Regions from separate parts of the Homo sapiens genome. Here region 2 is linked to region 1. Evidence: chromatin loops called from intact Hi-C (ENCODE). Cell type or tissue: A673. All regions are shown on one strand. Links, peaks and the distances in the headings refer to the core of each region. The heading gives the core; the rest is flanking DNA.

Region 1 (10,162 bases), core at 2,705-7,704:
AGGTATCCCCCTTCAAAGTTCAAATTTCTTCCCCACCTGTTACCTACCTCGGCATAATTCTTCATAAAAACACATGTGCTCTCCCTGCTGATCGTGTCCGACTGATCTCTCAAACCCCAACCCCTTCTACAAAACAACAACTCCTTTCCTTCCTGGGCATGGTTGGATACTTTCGCCTTCAGATACCTAGTTTTGCCATCCTAACAAAACCATTATATAAACTCACAAAAAAAACCCTAGTTGACCCCATAGATCCTAAATCCTTTCCCCACTCCTCTTTCTGTTCCTTGAAGACAGCTTTAGAGACTGCCCCCACCCAGGCTCTCCCTGACTCATCCCCACTCTTTTCATTACACACAGCCGCAGTGCAGCGCTGTGCAGTCAGAATTCTTACACAAGGACCAGGATCGCATCCTGTAGCCTTTTTGTCCAAACAACTTGACCTCACTGTTTTAGGCTGGCCATCATGTCTCTGTGCAGCGGCTGCTGCAGCCCTAATACTTTTAGAGGCCCTCAAAATCACAAACTATGCTCAACTCACTCTCTACAGCTCTCATGATTTCCAAAATCTATTTTCTTCCTCACACCTGACACATATACTTTCTGCTCCCTGGCTCCTTCAGCTGTACTCACTCTTTGTTAAGTCCCACAATTACCATTGTTCCTGGCCCAGACTTCAATCCAGCCTCCCACATTATTCCAGATACCACACCTGACCCTCATGACTGCATCTCTCTGATCCACCTGACGTTCACCCCATTTCCCCACATTGCCTTCTTCCCTATTTCTCACCCTGATCACACTTAGTTTACTGATGGCAGTTCCACCAGGCCTAATCACCACTCACCAGCAAAGGCAGGCTATGCTATACTATCTTCCACATCTATCATTAAGGCTACCGCTCTGCACGCCTCCACTACCTCTCAGCAAGCCGAACTAGTTGCCTTAACTGAAGCCCTCACTCTTGCAAAAAGACTACACGTCAATATCTATACTGATTCTAAATATGCCTTTCATATTCTGCACCACCATGCGGTCATATGGGCTGAAAGAGGTTTCCTCACTACACAAGGGTCCTCCATCATTAATGCCTCTTTAATAAAAACTCTACTCAAGGCCGCTTTACTTCCAAAGGAAGCTGGAGTCATTCACTGCAAGAGGCATCAAAAGGCGTCAGATCCCATTGCTCTAAGCAACACTTATGCTGATAAAGTAGCTAGACAAGCAGCTAGCTTTCCAAATTCTGTCTCTCACAGCAACACTTATGCTGATAAAGTAGCTAGACAAGCAGCTAGCTCTGCAACTTCTGTCCCTCACGGCCAGTTTTTCTCCTTCACATCAGTCACTCCCACCTACTCCCCCGCTGAAACTTCCACCTGTCAATCTCTTCCCACACAAGGCAAATAGTTCTTAGACCAAGGAAAATATCTCCTTCCAGCCTCACAAGCCCATTCTATTCTGTCGTCATTTCATAACCTCTTCCATGTAAGTTACAAGCCACTAGCCCGTCTCTTAGAACCTCTCATTTCCTTTCCATCATAGAAATCTATCCTCAAGGAGATCACTTCTCAGTGTTCCATCTGCTATTCTACTACCCCTCAAGGATTGTTCAGACCCCTCCCTTCCCTACACATCAAGCTCAAAGATTTGCCCCCGCCCAGGACTGGCAAATTGACTTTACTCACATGCCTCAAGTCAGAAAACTAAAATATCTTAGTCTAGGTAGACACTTTCACTAGATAAGTAGAGGCCTTCCCCACAGGGTCTGAGAAGGCCACCGCAGTCATTTCTTCCCTTCTGTCAGACATAATTCCTCAGTTTGGCCTTCCCACCTCTATACAGTCTGATAGCAGACCAGCCTTTACTAGTCAAATCACCCAAGCAGTTTCTCAGGCTCTTGGTATTCAGTAGAACCTTCATATCCCTTACAGTCCTCAATCTTCAGGAAAAGTAGAAAGGACTAATAGTCTTTTAAAGACACACCTCACCAAGCTCAGCCACCAACTTCAAAAAGATTAGTTAGTACTTTTACCTCTTGCCCTTCTCAGAATTAGAGCCTGTCCTCAAGATGCTACAAGGTACAGTCCATTTGAACTTTTATATAGACGCACTTTCTTGCTTAGCCCCAACCTCATCCCAGACACCAGCCCTCTAGGCGACTATCTTCCAGTCCTCCAGCAGGCTAGACAGGAAATTCACCAAGCTGTAATCCTCTCTTGCCTACTCCAGATCCCCAGCCATAAGAAGACACCCTAGCTAAACGATCAGTTCTTGTTAAAAATCTGACCCCTCAAACTCTACAACCTCGATGGACCGGACCCTACTTAGTCATCTATAGTACCCTGACTGCCGTCCGCCTGCAGGATCCTCCCCACTAGGTTCACCATTCCAGAATAAAGCTGTGTCCATCGGACAGCCAGCCTAATCCCTCCTCTTCCTCCTGGAAGTTGCAAGTACTCTCCCCTACTTCCCTTAAACTCACTCCTATTTCTGAAGAACAGTAATAACCCTTATGAGCCTAATACATCCCTTCATTCTATTAGGTCTGTTCGTCCTTACCCTACTTTTTGCAACAAAGAAGTTACCCCCACCACTTAGGCCGAGCCCCAAAAAACTTGTCATCCATACTATTTTCTGTCTAGTCATACTCCTATTCTCCGTTTTCAACTACTTATAAATGCCCTACTCTTGTTTACACTGCCAGTTTACACTGTTTCTTCAAGCCATCACAGCTGATATCCCTTGGTGCTATCCCCAAACTGCCACTCTTAATTCCCTCTTAAAGTAAGTAGATGATCTTTGCTGGCAGGGCACCCTCCAATACTTCCACCCTGATGAAGTTCTATTCTTTACTTTTATACTCACTCTTATTCTCATTCTCATTCTTATGCCACCCTTTACCTCTCCCCAGCTATCTCCACCACACTATCAACCTTACCCATTCCCTCCTAGCCACCTCTAATCCCTCCTTAGTGAACAACTGCTGGCTTTGCATTTCCCTTTCTTCCAGTGCCTACACAGCTGTCCCCACCTTACAGACAGACTAGGCAACATCTCCTGTCTCCTTACACCTCCAAACTTCCTTTAACAGCCCTCACCTTTACCCTCCTGAAGAACTCATTTACTTTCTAGACAAGTCCAGCAAAACTTCCCCAGACATTTCACATCAGCAAGATGCCGCCCTCCTCCGCACTTATTTAAAAAACATTTCTCCTTATATTAACTCTACTCCCCTCATATTTGGACCTCTTACAACACAAACTACTATTCCTGTGGCCGCTCCTTTATGTATCTCTTGGCAAAGACCTACCGGAATTCCCCTAGGTAATCTTTCACCTTCTCGATGTTCCTTTACTCTTCATCTCCGAAGCCCAACTACACACATCACTGAAACAATTAAAGCCTTCCAGCTCTGTATTACAGACAAGCCCTCTATCAATACTGACAAACTTAAAAACGTTAGCAGTAATTATTGCTTAGGAAGACACTTACCCTGTATTTCACTCCATCCTTGGCTACCTTCCCCTTGCTCATCAGACTCTCCTCCCAGGCCCTCTTCTTGTTTACTTATACTCAGCCCCAAAAATAACAGTGAAAGGTTTCTCGTAGATACTCAACGTTTTCTCATACAACATGAAAATTGAACCTCCTCCTCTACGCAGTTACCCCATCAGTCCCCATTACAACCTCTGACAGCTGCCGCCCCAGCTGGATCCCTAGGAGTCTAAGTACAACACACCCCTCTCAGCACTCCTTCTCACCTTTTTACATCTCCAGTTTTGCCTCGCACAAGGTCTCTTCTTCCTCTGTAGATCCTCTACCTACATGTGTCTACCTGCTAATTAGACAGGCACATGCACACTAGTTTTCCTTACTCCCAAAATTCAATTTGTAAATAGCACCAAAAAGCTCCCTGTTCCCCTCATGACACCGACATGACAAAAAAAAAGACTTTCTGCCTTCACTATTGCTCTCAGTATTAGAATAGCAGGCATTTCAACCTCTGTCATGACCTTCCGTAGCCTGTCTAATGACTTCTCTGCTAGCATCAGACATATCACAAACTTTATCAGTCCTCCAGGCCCAAGATGACTCTTTAGCTGCAGTTGTCCTCCAAAACCACCGAGGCCTTGACTTACTCACTGCTGGAAAAGGAAGACTCTGTATATTCTTAAATGAAAAGTGTTGTTTTTACCTAAATCAATCTAGCCTAGTGTATGACAACATAAAAAAACTCAAGGATCGAGCCCAAAAACTTGCCAACCAAGCAAGTAATTACGCTGAACCCCCTTGGGCACTCTCTAATTAGATGTCCTAAGTCCTCCCAATTCTTAGTCCTTTAATACCCATTTTTCTCCTTCTTTTATTCGGACCTTGTATCTTCCGTTTAGTTTCTCAATTCATCCAAAACCGTATCCAGGCCATCACCAATCATTCTATGCGACAAATGTTTCTTCTAACAACCCCACAATATCACCCCTTACCATGAGATCTCCCTTCAGCTTAATCTCTCCCACTCTAAGTTCCCACGCCGCCCCTAATCCTGCTTGAAGCAGCCCTGAGAAACATCGCCCGTTCTCTCTCTCCATTCCACCCCCCAAAAATTTTTGCCGCCCCAACACTATTTTGTTTTATTTTTCTTGTTAATATAAGAAGGCAGGAATGTCAGGCCTCTGAGCCCAAGCCAAGCCATCGCATCCCCTGTGACTTGCACGTATACGCCCAGGTGGCCTGAAGTAACTGAAGAATCACAAAAGAAGTGAATATGCCCTGCCCCGCCTTAACTGATGACATTCCACCAAAAAGAAGTGAAAATGGCTGGTCCTTGCCTTAAGTGATGACATTACCTTGTGAAAGTCCTTTTCCTGGCTCATCCTGACTCAAAATCTCCCCCACTGAGCGCCTTGAGATCCCCACTCCTGCCTGCCAGAGAACAAACCCCCTTTGACTGTAATTTTCCTTTACCTACCCAAATCCTATAAAACAGCCCCACCCCTATCTCCCTTCGCTGACTCTCTTTTCAGACGCAGCCCGCCTGCACCCAGGTGATTAAAAGCTTTACTGCTCACACAAAGCCTGTTTAGTAGTCTCTTCACACGGATGCACGTGAAATTTACCACATTTGAAAAACATATTGCATTACAGAGGAGTGAGTGGGTGGCAGAAAGGAGGGCAGAAATAATGGCCACACTTAAAGATCTAAAGGATGGGTGGTTCCTATCACGTCTCCATTTAATTCTCCGGTCTGGCCTGCAGAAGCCAGATGACACTGAATTTAACTAGAGTTTAGAGCCGACTTAACTAGCTCATAGCCCTGGTGGCGCTGTTGCACCAGACGTGGTATCTTTGCTAGAGCAGGTAAATATGGCCTCAAACACACAGAATGTAATCCTTTGATGAGGCTAAGGTCTCCTCTAGCCCAAATCTTAATGTAATCATGGGCATGATATCTCATCACATTTGCTGTATTCTACTAGTTAGAAGCAATTACGATATCTTGTCTATTCAGGCTGCTAACAAAATACCTTAGCCTGAGTACTTTATAAACAATAGAAATTTATTTCTCGCAGTTCTTGGGCTGTGAGGTCCAAGATCAAGGTGCCAGCAGATCTGGTGTCTGGTGAGGGCTGGCCCTCTGCTTCCACGATGGAGCCTCGTTCCTGTGTGTTCACGGGGCAGAAGGGGCAGGGGTGCCTTTTGACCTCTTTTATAAGGGCACCAATTCCATTTGTGAGGGTGGAGTCCTCATGACCTAAACACCTTCCAAATCCCCACCTCTTCATGCTATTGTATCGGGCTGCAACCTTCAACATTTGAATTTTGGGGGATACCAATATTTAGACTGTAGCACACAAATCCCACCCACAATCAACAGGGGAGATTATACAAGGACATGAATACCTGGAAGCAGGGATCATGGGGTTCCCTTAACGTCTGTCTACTACACCTTCTAAAATAAAAGACAGGCTGAGCACCGGGGCTCACGCCTGTAATCCCAACACTTTCAGAGGCCGAGGCAGGAGGACTGCTTGAGCCCAGGAATTCGAGACCCCATGTCTACAAAAAATTTAAAAAATTAGCCAGGTGTGGTTGTCAGGCCTCTGAGCCCAAGCCAAGCCATCGCATCCCCTGTGACTTGCACGCATATGCCCAGATGGCCTGAAGTAACTGAAGAATCACAAAAGAAGTGAAAATGGCCTGTTCCTGCCTTAACTGATGACATTATCTTGTGAAATTCCTTCTCCTGGCTCATCCTGGCTCAAAACCTCCCCCACTGAGTACCTTGTGACCCCCACTCTGCCTGCCAGAGAACCCCCCTTTGACTGTAATTTTCCTTTACCTACCCAAATCCTATAAAACGGCCCCACCCCATCTCCCTTTGCTGACTCTCTTTTTGGACTCAGCCCGCCTGCACCCAGGTGATTAAAAGCTTTATTGCTCACACAAAGCCTGTTTGGTGGTCTCTTCACATGGACGCCTATGAAATTTGGGGCCGTGACTCAGATCGGGGGACCTCCCTTGGGAGATCAATCCCCTGTCCTCCTGTTCTTTGCTCCATGAGAAAGATCCACCTACGACCTCAGGTCCTCAGACCAACCAGCCCAAGGAACATCTCACCAATTTTAAATCGGGTAAGTGGCCTCTTCTTACTCTCTTCTCCAACCTCTCTCACTGTCCCTCAACCACTTTCTCCTTTCCACTCTTCAATCTCTCCCTTCTCTTAATTTCAATTCCTTTCATTTTCTGGTAGAGAGAAAGGAGACACGTTTTATCCATGGACTCAAAACTCCAGCGCCGGTCACGGACTAGGGAAGGCAGCCTTCCCTTGGTGTTTAATCATTGCAGGGGTGCCTCTTTGATTATTCACCCAGGTTTCAGAGGTGTCAGACCATGCAGGGACGCCTGCCTTGGTCCTTCGCCCTTAGTGGCAAGTACCCCAACCCCTTCTCTCCGTGTCTCTACCCATTCTCCACCTTTCTGCGGGGCAAGAAACCCCAACCCCTTCTCCTTCACCCTGAGTGGCAAGTCCCGCTTTTCTAGAGGAGGGGCAAGTACCCCAACCTCGTATCTCTGCACCCCAATCCCTTATTTCCATGCCCTGACCTCTTATCTCTGCACCACATGCCTTATTTCCACACCCCGACCTCTTATCTCTGCACCCCAACCCCTTATTTCCACGCCCCAACCCCTTTCCTGCTTTTCTGGAAGGTAAGAACTCCCGAACCCCTTCCCTCCATGTCTCTACTCTCTTTTCTCTGGGCTTGCTTCCTTCACTATGGGCAACTTTACACCCTCCATTCCTCCTTCTTCTCCCTTAGCCTGTGTCCTCAAAAACTGAAAACCTCTTCAGCTCTCACCTGACCTAAAATCTAAGCATCTTATTTTCTTCTGCAATGCCACTTGACCCCAATACAAACTTGACAGTAGTTCCAAATAGCTGGAAAATGACACTTTCAATTTTTTCATCCTACAAGATCTAAATAATTCTTATCGTAAAATGGGCAAATGGTCTGAGGTTCCTGATGTCCAGGCATTCTTTCACACATCGGTCCCTCTCTAGTCTCTGTTCCCAGTGCAACTCATCCCAAATCTTCCTCCTTTCCCTCCCACCTGTCCCCTCAGTCCCAATCCCAAGTGTCGCTGAGCCTTTCTAATCTTCCTTTTCTACAGACCCATCTGACCTCTCCCCTCCTCCCCAGGCTGCTCCCTCGCCAGGCCGAGCTAGGTCCCAATTCTTCCTCAGCCTCCGCTCCTCCACCCTATAATCCTTTTATCACCTCCCCTCCTCACACCTGGTCCAGCTTACAGTTTCATTCCGTGACTAGCCCTCCCCCACCTGCCCAGCAATTTACTCTTAAAAAGGTGGCTGGAGCTAAAGGCATAGTCAAGGTTAATGCTCCTTTTTCTTTATCCCAAATCAGATAGCGTTTAGCCTCTTTTTCATCAAATATAAAAATCCAGCCCAGTTCATGGCTCCTTTGGCAGCAATCCTGAGACGCTTTACAGCCCTAGACCCTAAAAGGTCAAAAGGCTGTCTTATTCTCAAAATATATTTTATTACCCAATCTGCTCCCAACATTAAATAAAACTCCAAAAATTAAATTCCGGCCCTCAAACCCCACAACAGGATTTAATTAACCTTGCCTTCAAGGTGTACAATAATAGAAAAAGGTTGCAATTCCTTGCCTCCACTGTGAGACAAACCCCAGCCACATCTCCAGCACACAAGAACTTCCGAACGCCTAAACCGCAGTGGCCAGGCGTTCCTCCAGAACCTCCTCCCCCAGGAGCTTGCTACAAGTGCCAGAAATCTGGCCACCAGGCCAAGGAATGCCTACAGCCCAGAATTCCTCCTAAGCTGCATCCCATCTGTGCGGGACCCCACTGGAAATCGGACTGTTCAACTCACCTGGCAGCCACTCCCAGAGCTCCTGGAAGTCTGGCCCAAGGCTGACTGCTTCCCAGATCTTCTTGGCTTAGCGGCTGAAGACTGACGCTGCCCGATTGCCTCAGAAGCCCCCTAGACCATCAGGGACGCCAAGCTTCCCATAACTCTCACAGTGGAAAGTAAGTCCATCCCCTTCTTAATCAATACGGAGGCTATCCACTCCACATCACCTTCTTTTCAAGGGCTTGTTTCCCTTGCCTCCATAACTGTTGTGGGTATTCACGGCCAGGCTTCTAAACCTCTTAAAACTCCCCAACTCTGGTGCCAAATTAGACAGTACTCTTTTAAGCACTCCTTTTACTTATCCCCACCTGCCCAGTTCCCTTATTAGGCTGAGACACTTTAACTAAATTATCTGCTTCCCTGACTATTCCTGGGCTACAGCCACACCTCATTGCCACCCTTCTTCCCAATCCAAAGCCTCCTTTGCGTCCTCCTCTTGTATCCCCCCACCTTAACCCACAAGTGTAAGATACCTCTACTCCCTCCTTGGAGACCGATCATGCACCGCTTACCATCTCATTAAAACCTAATCACCCTTACCCGGCTCAACGCCAATATCCCATCCCACAGCACGCTTTGAAAGGATTAAAGCCTGTTATCACTCGCCTGCTACGGTATGGCCTTTTAAAGCTATAAACTCTCCTTATAATTCCCCTGTTTTACCTGTCCTAAAACCAGACAAGCCTTACAAGTTAGTTCAGGATCTATGCCTTATCAACCAAATTGTTTTGCCTATCCACCCCGTGGTGCCAAACTCATATACTCTCCTATCCTCAATTCCTCCCTCCACAATCCATTATTTTGTTCTGGATCTCAAACATGCTTTCTTTACTATTCCTTTGCACCCATCATCCCAGCCTCTCTTCGCTTTCACTTAGACTGACCCTGACACCCATCAGGCTCAGCAAATTACCTGGGCTGTACTGCCACAAGGCTTCACAGACAGCCCCCATTACTTCAGTCAAGCCCAAATTTCTTTCTCATCTGTTACCTATCTCAGCATAATTCTCATAAAAACACACGTGCTCTCCCTGCTGATCATGTCCGATTAATCTCCCAAACCTCAATCCCTTACAAAACAACTCCTTTCCTTCCTAGGCATGGTTAGTGTGGTCAGAATTCTTACACAAGAGCCAGGACCGCACCCTGTAGCCTTTCTGTCCAAACAACTTGACCTTATTGTTTTAGCCAAGACATCATATCTCCGTGCAGCGGCTGCTGATGCCCTAATACTTTTAGAGGCCCTCAAAATCACAAACTATGCTCAACTTACTCTCTACATTTCTCATAACTTCCAAAATCTATTTTCTTCCTCATACCTGACGCATATACTTTCTGCTCCCCGGCTCCTTCAGCTGTACTCACTCTTTGTTAAGTCCCACAATTACCACTGTTGCTGGCCCAGACTTCAATCTGGCCTCCCACATTATTCCTGATACCGCACCTGACCCCCATGACTGTATCTCTCTGATCCACCTGACATTCACCCCATTTCCCCATATGTCCTTCTTTCCTGTTCCTCACCCCGATCACACTTGATTTATTGATGGCAGTTCCATCAGGCCTAATCGCCACACACCAGCAAAGGCAGGCTATGCTATAGTACAAGCCACTAGCCCGCCTCTTATAACCTCTCATTTTCTTTCCATCATGGAAATCTATCCTCAAGGAAATAACTTCTCAGTGTTCCATCTGCTATTCTACTACTCC
Region 2 (10,162 bases), core at 2,463-7,462, 260 kb after region 1:
AACAGGGAGGGGGTAGGAGGGGCCCTATTTGGAACGTCCAAAAGTTAGTTTGAGGTCAAAACCAGACTGCATTTAGAATTTGAAATTTGATTTTGGGAAGTTTGTTACGTATAAAAGGTTTGAAACACTTGATATCAAAATAAGAAAGGTTTAAAACACTTGATCAGGCCGGGCGCAGTGGCTCACGCCTGTAATCCCAGCACTTTGGGAGGCTGAGGCGGGCGGATCACAAGGTCAGGAGATGGAGACAATCCTGGCTAACACGGTGAAAGCCCGTCTCTACTAAAAATACAAAAAATTAGCTGGGTGTGGTGGCGGGCGCCTGTAGTCCCAGCTACTCGGGAGGCTGAGGCAGGAGAATGGCGTGAACCCGGGAGGCGGAGCTTGCAGTGAGCCGAGACTGCGCCACTGCACTCCAGCCTGGGTGACAGAGCAAGACTCCGTCTCAAAAAACAAAACAAAACAAAACAAAAAACAAAAAAACACTTGATCAAAATAGGATTACGGGTCATGGTAAAACAATAGTCATTCATTTAGCCAAAATGACAATTAAAAGATGTCAGAAAGCAAAATCTTTACTTTTTGATAGAGAGGAGATTGAGTTTTCTAAACAATCAAAAGACCTAACAAAGACAGCAAGAGGGACATGCTGACCCCCCTGCCTTTTTTTTTGTCGGTTTACTCAAAAGGTGAAGACAAAATTTACTATTTCTTATTAATACCACATGAAAATCTTGTTCAAAAGAAAACAAGTTCTATCCTTGCATCGGTATATTACTGTATGTTAAAGCTGATTTTATTTTATTGCATTTTATTTTATTTTTTTGACACAGAGTTTCACTCTTGTTGCCAAAGTGCTGGGATTACAGGCGTGAGCCACAGCTCCCGGCCTAAAGCTAATTTTAATAACAGCTTAAAAATAGATCTGTCCAGGCCAGGCACGGTGGCTCATGCCTGTAATCCTAGCACTTTGGGAGGCTGAGGCTGGCAGATCACTTGAGGCTGGGAGTTCAAGACCAGCCTGGCCAACATGGCAAAACCCTGTCTCTCCTAAAAATACAAAAAATCAGCTGAACAAGGTGGTGCACACCTGTAGTCCCAGCTACCCGGGAGGCTGAGGCAGGAGAATCACTTGAACCCAGGAGGCAGAAGTTGCAGTGAGCTGAGATTGTGCCACTGCATTCCAGCCTGGGTGACAGAACGAGATTCCGTCTCAAACAAAACAAAACAAAACAAAAATAGATTCATCCAATCTTAATCAGCTTTGACCACACAAGATTTCCACAAACCTTTTATAACCTCTTACAAAAACCTTTTTGAGTCTGTTTCTCCAACTTTCTATATCTATTGTTTTATTTTTCACTTTTTCAATTTAAAACAACCTTTAAATAACCTGTAAACTAGACAAAATTACTTTTCCTTTAACAAAACTGCATTCTCATGTTTTTTTGTAACCCTCCTTACCAAAAACACACCCTATTTTCTCTGTACACTTTGCATACAGAATTTGTTTTTCTTTTATCTGGTTTTTCTTATTGGGTTGTGTGTGTGTTTTTTTAACAGGGTCTTACTCTGCTGCCCAGGCTGGAGTGCAGTGGTATAATCACAGCTCACCTCAGCCTCAACCTCTCAGGCTCAAGCCATCCTCTTGCCTCAGTCTCCCTACTAGCTAGGACTACAGGTATGCACCACTACACCCATCTAATTTTTGTATTTTTTTGTAGAGATGGGATTTTGCCATGTTGCACAGGCTGGTCTTGAACTCCTGGGCTCAAGAAATCCGCCTGCCTCAGCCTCCCAAAGTGCTAGGATCACAGGCATGAGCCACTATGCCCTGCCAGTAGTTTTAATTACATGTATTAACTATAGTTTTAACTCTTAGTAACTCTGATTTCCAGTGAAAAACCTAGGGGGTAAGCAATTTTAATTGTTATGTACCAGGTTCATAGCCCAAGACAGAGACAGAGCTGTGAGGACATGGCTGGAGGGTCCAACCCCTCCCAGCATGGTCAGGAGGCAGAGCTGGGCCAGGGAGGATGGGACGATATTGGGCTTAGCTCTGCTCAGCAGCTGCTGGCCTAGGCACTGAGGACACGCATATGTCACCAGGACTTACCATGGCCACCTGCCTAAAGCCTAGAATCTAAAAGCTCAAAACCAAAGACATGACGTCACAGACAAACAAGTATTAAAAATATCACAGAAGTGGCCACGCATGGTGGCTCACACCTGTAATCCCAGCACTTTGGGAGGCTGAGGTGGGTGGATCACCTGAGATCAGGAGTTTGGGACCAGCCTGACCAATATGGTGAAACCCCATCTCTACTAAAAATACAAAAAAAAAAAAAAAAAAAATTAACTGGCATGGTGGTGCACACCTGTAATCCCAGCTACTTGGGAGGCGGAGACAGGAGAATTGCTTGCACCTGGGAGGCAGAGGTTGCAGTGAGCTGAGATCCTGCCACTGCACTCCAGCCTGGGCGACAGAACAAGACTCTCTCACAAAAAGAAAAAAAAACAAGAAACAAAAATCACAGAAGCAACAGTTTTATGACCTTAAAACATCTAACCAAGATTGTATAAATTACTCTGACCTATAGACCCAGGCAGAAATGTTTGAAATTCTGCAGATATTTTTATCTTATTTTACCAGAAGTTATTAAGTTTATTTCATTTTATTTTTTAGCCTTTTATTTTTCATCTAACTACTTTCTGTGAGTTTTTAAAATTTTAAATAGAGGTAGGGTCTTGTGTTGCCCAGGCTGGTCTCAAACTCCTGGCTTCAAGCGATCCTCCCACTTCGGCCTCCCAAAGTGCTGGGATTACAGGTGTGAACCACCATGCCTGGGCACCAACAGTTTTAAAACTAGTTTCATTTATCAAAGATTACTAAAGTCATGTGAACTTGAAAAGCATTTAGGCTTTTTTTTTTTTTTTTTTTTTTTTTTTTTTGAGACGGAGTTTCGCTCGTCACCCAGGCTGGAGTGTAACAATGGCGTGATCTTGGCTCACTGCAACCCCCGCCTCTCAGGTTCAAGCGATTCTCCTACCTCAGCCTCCCAAGTAGCTGGGATTACAGGCGCATGCCACCACGCCTGGCTAATTTTTTGTATTTAGTAGAGATGGGGTTTCACCATGTTGGTCAGGCTGGTCACGAACTCCTGACCTTGGCTGATCCACATGCCTCGGCCTCCCAAAGTGCTGGGATTACAGGCATGAGCCACCACGCCCAGCCTTTGGCTTATTAATAATGAGGACTTGCTTATTTGTAAGTCAGTTTGGTACCAAGTAGACAGTATACCAACAGACATGTATACACATGTATTAATACAAATACAAACAAACATAAATACAAATCTTATAGCTTTGATTTTTAAATTTTAGCCACAAGATAGGCAAAACTCACTGGTTTAAAAGGACAGTTAGACTAAATTATGCCACTGTAAATGGAACAAGTTATAGCTGAAGCCCTTACAGAGTTTTTGAGAAACCAGGGTAGCAAATTTATATTTCATTCAAAGCACAACGAGAGAAAGTAAGCATTTTAAAAGGAGCTCAGGTGTGTTAGAGGAAGATTAAAAATGAATGCCAAGATAACACAAAATCATAGGATTTCACTACAGGATTTTATAGAGACTATTGCATTTATATAGTTAACTTGTGGCCAGGCACGGTGGCTCATGCCTGTAATTCCAGCACTTTGAGAGGCCAAGGTGGGAGGATTGCTTAAGGCCAGGAGTTTGAGACCAGCCTGGCCAACATGGTGAAAACCCGTCTCTACTAAAAATACAAAAAATTAGCCGGGTGTGGTGGTGCACGCCTGTAATCCCAGCTACTCAGGAGGCTGAGGCACGACAATCACTTGAACCCAGGAGGTGGAGGTTGCAGTGGGTCGAGATCACACCACTGCACTCCAGCCTGGGCAACAAGAGCAAAATTCCATCTTAAAAAAAAAAGACCCTGTTGTCAATTCCTTTGTGTATAGCCCCAGAAGTGGAACTGCTGGATCGTGTGATAATTTGAGGAAACTTGTCTAGTTTTTAAAAGGAGTTAACTTTCACCAGTTTGATATTGATAATATTTTATATATTTATATATATATATATTTATTTATTTATTGAGACAGAGTCTCACTCTGTCTCCCAGGCTGGAGTGCAGTGGCGTTATCTCTGCTCACTGCAGCCTTTGCCTCTGGGGCTCAAGCGATTCTCTTGCCTCAGCCTCCCCAGTAGCTGGGATTTCAGGTGCACGCCACCATACCTGGCTAATTTTTGTATTTTTAGTAGAGACAGGGTTTCACCATGTTGGCCAGGCTGGTCTCAAACTCCTGACTTCAAGTGATCTGCCCGCCTCAGCCTCCCAAAGTGCTGGGATTATAGGCGTGAGCCACCACACCCAGCCAATATTGGTAATATTTTATAGGCATGTCACCAAACAGTTCCCCAGACGGCAGTGGCTGTAGGTAATACAAATAGTGAACACTGACTGAGCACTTGCTGTGGGTGGCTTGCTAACTGCTGGATTCCTCACAGCAACGCATTAGGTTTGGTGCTAGGATGACCCCCATTTGACAGATGAGACAGGGGCTGGGTAACTTGCTCAAGATCACACCCAGCTCACTGCGGTGGGTCTGGGATTCACACTCAGCTCTCTAGCTGCAGAACCCATGCTTACACCCCACCCCACCACCAAGCTGAACTGCCTGACTGCAGCAGGAGTCTCCAGAACCTGTTTTTTATTTCAAGCATAGTAAGAAATGGAGATGTGCTTATGTCAAAGAATATGGAATAGGCCAACGATTCCCGTCTTAAACATCCTATAACCTCCACATAGAACAGAGACCACACGAGACGCTGCTGGGCTGGCTGGGAGAGAACCTAGAGAGGGGGTGGGTAAGGGGAAAGGATGCGAGGCCTCATGATTCTAGAGACATCACTTTCAGATGGAGATAGCATGAGCTACCGCATTTAGAAATTTATTACTTCCAGATGTGGCTGCATTAAAGACGCAAGCACACCACAGCCCCAGGTCCCTCCCACCACCCCCAGCTTCGCTCCAACCCATGTGGAGCCCTGGAGGCCTGACTCTCTGGGTTCTCACGTCTCCAAATTCAGGATGCCCGGGATGGGCGGGACCAGGAGCGCTCAGCCCACTGGGCTGGCGCCCCCTGCTGCACGCGGAGAACACGATGGGGGAGCTGGGCCAGCACCTACCAGGGCGCTGGGCACCTGAGGGGTTTTCTTATCTCCAGATCTCAGAGCGACTCCCTGTAGGACTCCTGGGGAAAATACTTAGCCGGGTCGGATTACAGGTTTGTATCTTGTCACTTGAAGCCCTAACTCTTCTTTTGGAGGATGGCTCTGTCTTTGTGAATGAACCAAACCAGGGGCCTGGCATCATCTGAGAGCCCCTCATCCCCACGCCCAGGCCCTTCCCTTTGCTGGTTCCTTCGCTACTCTGGCTCCAGGACCCTGTCCCTTCTCACCTGGGTAGCTCCCAGCAGGCCCTGCTGCCTGCCTCAGCCACCCCTATCGATCCCAGCAGCCCAAGCCCTCTGGGTCTGCCTGCTACTTCCAAGACTGAGTTCAGCACAGCCTGGGCCTCTGCTCTGTCCCTGCTGTTGTCAGCTCCCAGAATGTGCTGTGCCCACTCCCCAGCTGTCCCTCCTCCTGTCCTGCCCAGCCCTCCTGGATCCCTGCTGCGCTGTGTCACTCCCCCTGCACTGTGATCCCTGCCCCTGCTCGACTGTGTGAGGCAGAAGGGCCAGGAGCAGGGACCCGAGGCCACCTGCTCTGAACCCCAGCCTTACAAAAGCCCCGCTGGCGACAGATCTGTTTCGATTACTCAGATGGAATTTGCTGTTCTTGTCCATCTCGTGGAATCTAGGTTGCGCCTCTCTTGATGTCAGCTCCAAGTCCCAGCTGCGTCCCCGCCCCACTCCCCTGGGCCCTGCCGCCGCCACATGGGGTGGAGGGCTGCCAAGAATACTATTTATCCAGCCCTGGGAGGGCCATGCTTGTCATTCTCCCCGAGTTCCTGTTTTCTCTGGCTCGGGGGCCTGGTGCTTACAGACATGCTGCTCCAGTTAAACTATCTACAACAGGCATGCACGGCTTTAAACCAGAACACAGAAACCTGGTCTCCTTGGGAAGCAGGAGTTTATTTTTATCCTTTTGTAAGTATTAACTCGGTAATCACAACAAACACGGAGCAATCTCAATGCTGTTTATCCGGAGGACAGTCTGCGGGGTCGTGACGACTGAAAGAAAGGATGTCACAGGCTTGACCACAGACCCTGACTGTTGTCATCAGTTACAGCAGGGGCTCTGCACACAGCCCTCCCCAGCCAGCGCGACCCCGGCAACGTCCCCTGCTGCACATGGCCGTGTTTATCTCCAGGTGTGCACTGACTGCCTCGCTAGCTTGTTCGTTCACTCTGTTGGCAGGTGCAGAGGCTGGGACACCAGACGCCTCATGGCCAGGAGTGCCCTGCGCTGGCACCTCACCTCTCCTCCCACACTGTCTATGCTGTGACTTCTGGAGTGCGTGGGAGGATGGCCCCACCTGAGTGACCTTGAGGCTACCTGGAAGTGTCAGAAGGTACATGAGAGGCTCCCCTACCCAGATGACTCTAAGGTGACAGCCAATACCAGTATTCTGGGTATATTTAACTATGCCCACTGTTGGTGGTTTAGGCCGGCAACTGCAGTTATAGCAAGAGCTGTGAGGGACAGAATTCTGCAGCCGCTCAGCTATGTGGCCCATGCCCCGTGGGTGCCATCCCTCAGGATGCCCACTATGGGGGATGTCCTCAGTGCAGACCTGCTAGGACAGCCCTACACCTGCTTGCGGATTCACTGCTGCTTTGGGGACAGTGCTAGGCGTCATGGGTTGGAACAAAGTGGGGTCATGCGTGGAGGGTGGAGGAGAAGGGGAGCGAGGTGGGGTCACGCGTGGAGGGTGGAGAAGGGGAGCGAGGTGGGTTCACGCGCGGAGGGTGGAGGAGAAGGGGAGCGAGGTGGGTTCACGCGCGGAGGGTGGAGGAGAAGGGGAGCGAGGTGGGTCACGCGCGGAGGGTGGAGGAGAAGGGGAGCGAGGTGGGGTCACGCGCGGAGGGTGGAGGAGAAGGGGAGCGAGGTGGGGTCACGCGCGGAGGGTGGAGGAGAAGGGGAGCGAGGTGGGGTCACGCGCGGAGGGTGGAGGAGAAGGGGAGCGAGGTGGGGTCACGCGCGGAGGGTGGAGGAGAAGGGGAGCGAGGTGGGGTCACGCGCGGAGGGTGGAGGAGAAGGGGAGCGAGGTGGGGTCACGCGCGGAGGGTGGAGGAGAAGGGGAGCGAGGTGGGGTCACGCGCGGAGGGTGGAGGAGAAGGGGAGCGAGGTGGGGTCACGCGCGGAGGGTGGAGGAGAAGGGGAGCGAGGTGGGGTCATGCGCGGAGGGTGGAGGAGAAGGGGAGCGAGGTGGGGTCACGCGCGGAGGGTGGAGGAGAAGGGGAGCGAGGTGGGGTCACGTGCGGAGCGTGGAGGAGAAGGGGAGCGAGGTGGGGTCACGCGTGGAGCGTGGAGGAGAAGGGGAGCGAGGCTGGACCCTCTGGGTGCTCCCTCTAGGATGAGGGTGGCAAGTGGGCAGTGGCAGCCAGGTTGAGACCTGCCTGGGCTTCCTGTCCCGAGACCCACGTGCCCCACACCCTCCGTCCGCATGCGCCTGGGCAACCAGCACCGTGCAACAGGGCCCAGCGGTACTTTCTCTAACTTACTTCTTTTCTTCTTGAAGTTTTTCCTTTTCCTGAATCTCATAATGATTCTTGGCCATGATTCTGTCTTTTCAATGACTGTGGCTTCTACTCGAACAAGATCCTTTCTAGAAGGAAGAAAAATCAACAATAATGTACCTTTTGGATTATTTTTCAAATGCCTTAGGTGAGAATTTCTAAAATGAAGTTATACTTTCTCTTTTGTTGATTATAAAAGTAATACGCCCTCAATGGAAACATTTTGAAAACCACGAAAAAGGACCACAAAGAACAGTTCCAGGGAGTCTGAACAAATCTTCAGAGGACCACACTGTCATGAAACAGCAAGAGACCAATAATTTGGTCTGGATGTTCTCATGGGCCCTAAATGTCCACTATTATTAAGTATAAATGTTGTGTTTGGTGTCAACAAAGAATATGAATGCAACTCCCCACCTGGCCTAATTGCACTGTGACCACTGTCTGCATGTCCAGCCCTGGAGCCCCAGACAAAGCCCAGCACTTCACAGCCATTACCCGAGGAGTGGCTTGCCAAGCAGCGTGAAGTTGTCTGCCCCAACCAGCAGGACCTGAAAAATTCAACAGGTGTGTTTCATCAGTGGCTCATTACGATGAGTAAGAACAGTTGCTAATAACAGGTAGTGATGTCAACACCACACAAAATGAGAAAGACTGAAAACATTGTGACATGAATTTCATCTGCTGTCTAATGATCTCTTTAATATCTACAACCGGGGCTGTGAGCTGACAAGTGGCAGCACTGCACAGCCGTGGGGCTGCCTAAGGGAAATGCTCCAACCCTCAGAGGAGACGCACAATTTGATTATTAGATACCATGGATATGCATCCAGATAGCTGCTGTAATCCTCATACCAACGGTGACTTCAAAAACCCTTTCTATCTCCGGCCAGGTGCGGTGGCTCATGCCTGTAATCCCAGCACTTTGGGAGGCCGAGGTGGGTGGATCACAAGGTCAGGAGATGGAGACCATCCTGGCTAACACGGTGAAATTAGTCTCTACTAAAAAAATACAAAAACTTAGCTGGGCGTGGCGGCATGCACCTGTAGTCCCAGCTACTCAGGAGGCTGAGATTGCACCACTGCACTCCAGCCTGGGCGACAGAGCGAGACTCTGTCTCAAAGAAAACAAATAAACAAAAAAAAACAAAACCCTTTCTATCAAAGCATAACATAGAGAGAAAAAGCACAAATCATACCATTGTGTCTCTTGGCGCAGTTTACAGTTCTACTAATATTGCAATGATTGAGGCTCTCCTGTATTCTTTTAACGACTGCAAAATTCTCAAGAGCCAGGCAACCATTCTCAATGCCGGGAAATCACGACACCAAGTGTGGCTGCAGATGAAGACATCTTTGCTTCCAAATGCAACAGTGTTCTTTCTTCTTTTTGTGACCCAGAGTCTCGCTCTGTCACCCAGGCTGGAGTGCAGTGGCGTGATCTTGGCTTGCTGCAACCTCTGCCTCCCAGGTTCAAGTGATTCTCCTGCCTCAGCCCCCTGAGTAGCTGGGACTACAGGCGCCCACCACAAACCCCGGCTAATTTTTTTTGGTATTTTTATTAGAGATGGGGTTTCACCATGTTGGCTAGGCTGGTCTCAAACTGACCTCAGGTGATCTGCCCGCCTCGGCTTCCCAAAGTGCTGGGATAACAGGCGTGAGCCACCACGCACGGCCTACAGTGTTTTTATTAGATGTTGGAGATCATCTTAAATTTTACTGATAAGAAAAAATCCAATCATACTCAACTTAAATGTCTAGAGACAAAGTATATCATATAACAAACTCAGCGGACACGCATGTTAGATAGTGACAAATAATAAAATAAGTATTTTTAGAGTTTGTTTCAGCATGACATGTGCACTCCCACTGGGTTTCCTGTTATAAAAAACAATCTGCTTAGGAGGGGCTTTCTAGAATTTTTTGTTAATGTGAAATGTTTCAAATATGCAAACATCTGCCTTCAGAGGAGGAGCTTTAATTCATAAAGAAAACCATGTAACTTATATTGATAATTAAGCATCCCAGAAAAATTACCTGTTGCAGAGGTAATTATAATTTTATAAAAAGAGTGGGCAGGCCGGGCGTGGTGGCTCACGCCTGTAATCCCAACACTGTGGGAGGCCGAGGCGGGCAGACTGCCTGAGGTTGGGAGTTCAAGACCAGCCTGACCAACATGGAGAAACCCCATCTCTACTAAAAATACAAAATTAGCCAGGCATGGTAGTGCATGCCTGTAATCCCAGCTACTCAGGAGGCTGAGGCAGGAGAATCACTTGAACCCGGAAGGCAGAGGTTGCAGTGAGCCGAGATTGTGCCACTGTACTCCAGCCTGGACAACAAGAGCAAAACTCCTTCTCAAACAAACAAACAAAAAAAAAGAGTAGGCAAAAA

What was found. Peaks named below come from ENCODE experiments on the same cell type or tissue, not always from the same donor. Only the 100,000 strongest peaks of a DNase experiment are listed, where the experiment ranks them.
Region 2: it touches region 1 in a loop (3-fold over the local background); 1 of 110 quality-filtered maps calls a loop at or near these places.

What each region holds. Positions count from the first base shown.
Region 1 is chr11:68,627,687-68,637,848 of GRCh38, forward strand. No RefSeq gene overlaps it. Among named protein-coding and RNA genes, the nearest start is that of GAL, 52 kb to the right of the region's middle. RefSeq lists enhancers at 4,543-5,132, 5,133-5,721, 5,722-6,310. In A673, for the core only: a CTCF peak has its summit at 5,325; a DNase peak (open chromatin) is centred at 5,325.
Region 2 is chr11:68,885,137-68,895,298 of GRCh38, forward strand. It overlaps MRPL21 (mitochondrial ribosomal protein L21), which reads right to left. Exons shown (of 7, transcript NM_181514.2): 5 at 8,267-8,319; 6 at 7,754-7,857; 7 at 6,142-6,259. The coding sequence ends at 6,195. Among named protein-coding and RNA genes, the nearest start is that of MRPL21, 14 kb to the right of the region's middle. In A673, for the core only: CTCF peaks have their summits at 5,171 (motif pointing left) and 5,378; DNase peaks (open chromatin) are centred at 5,065 and 5,965; H3K27ac peaks cover 2,089 bases.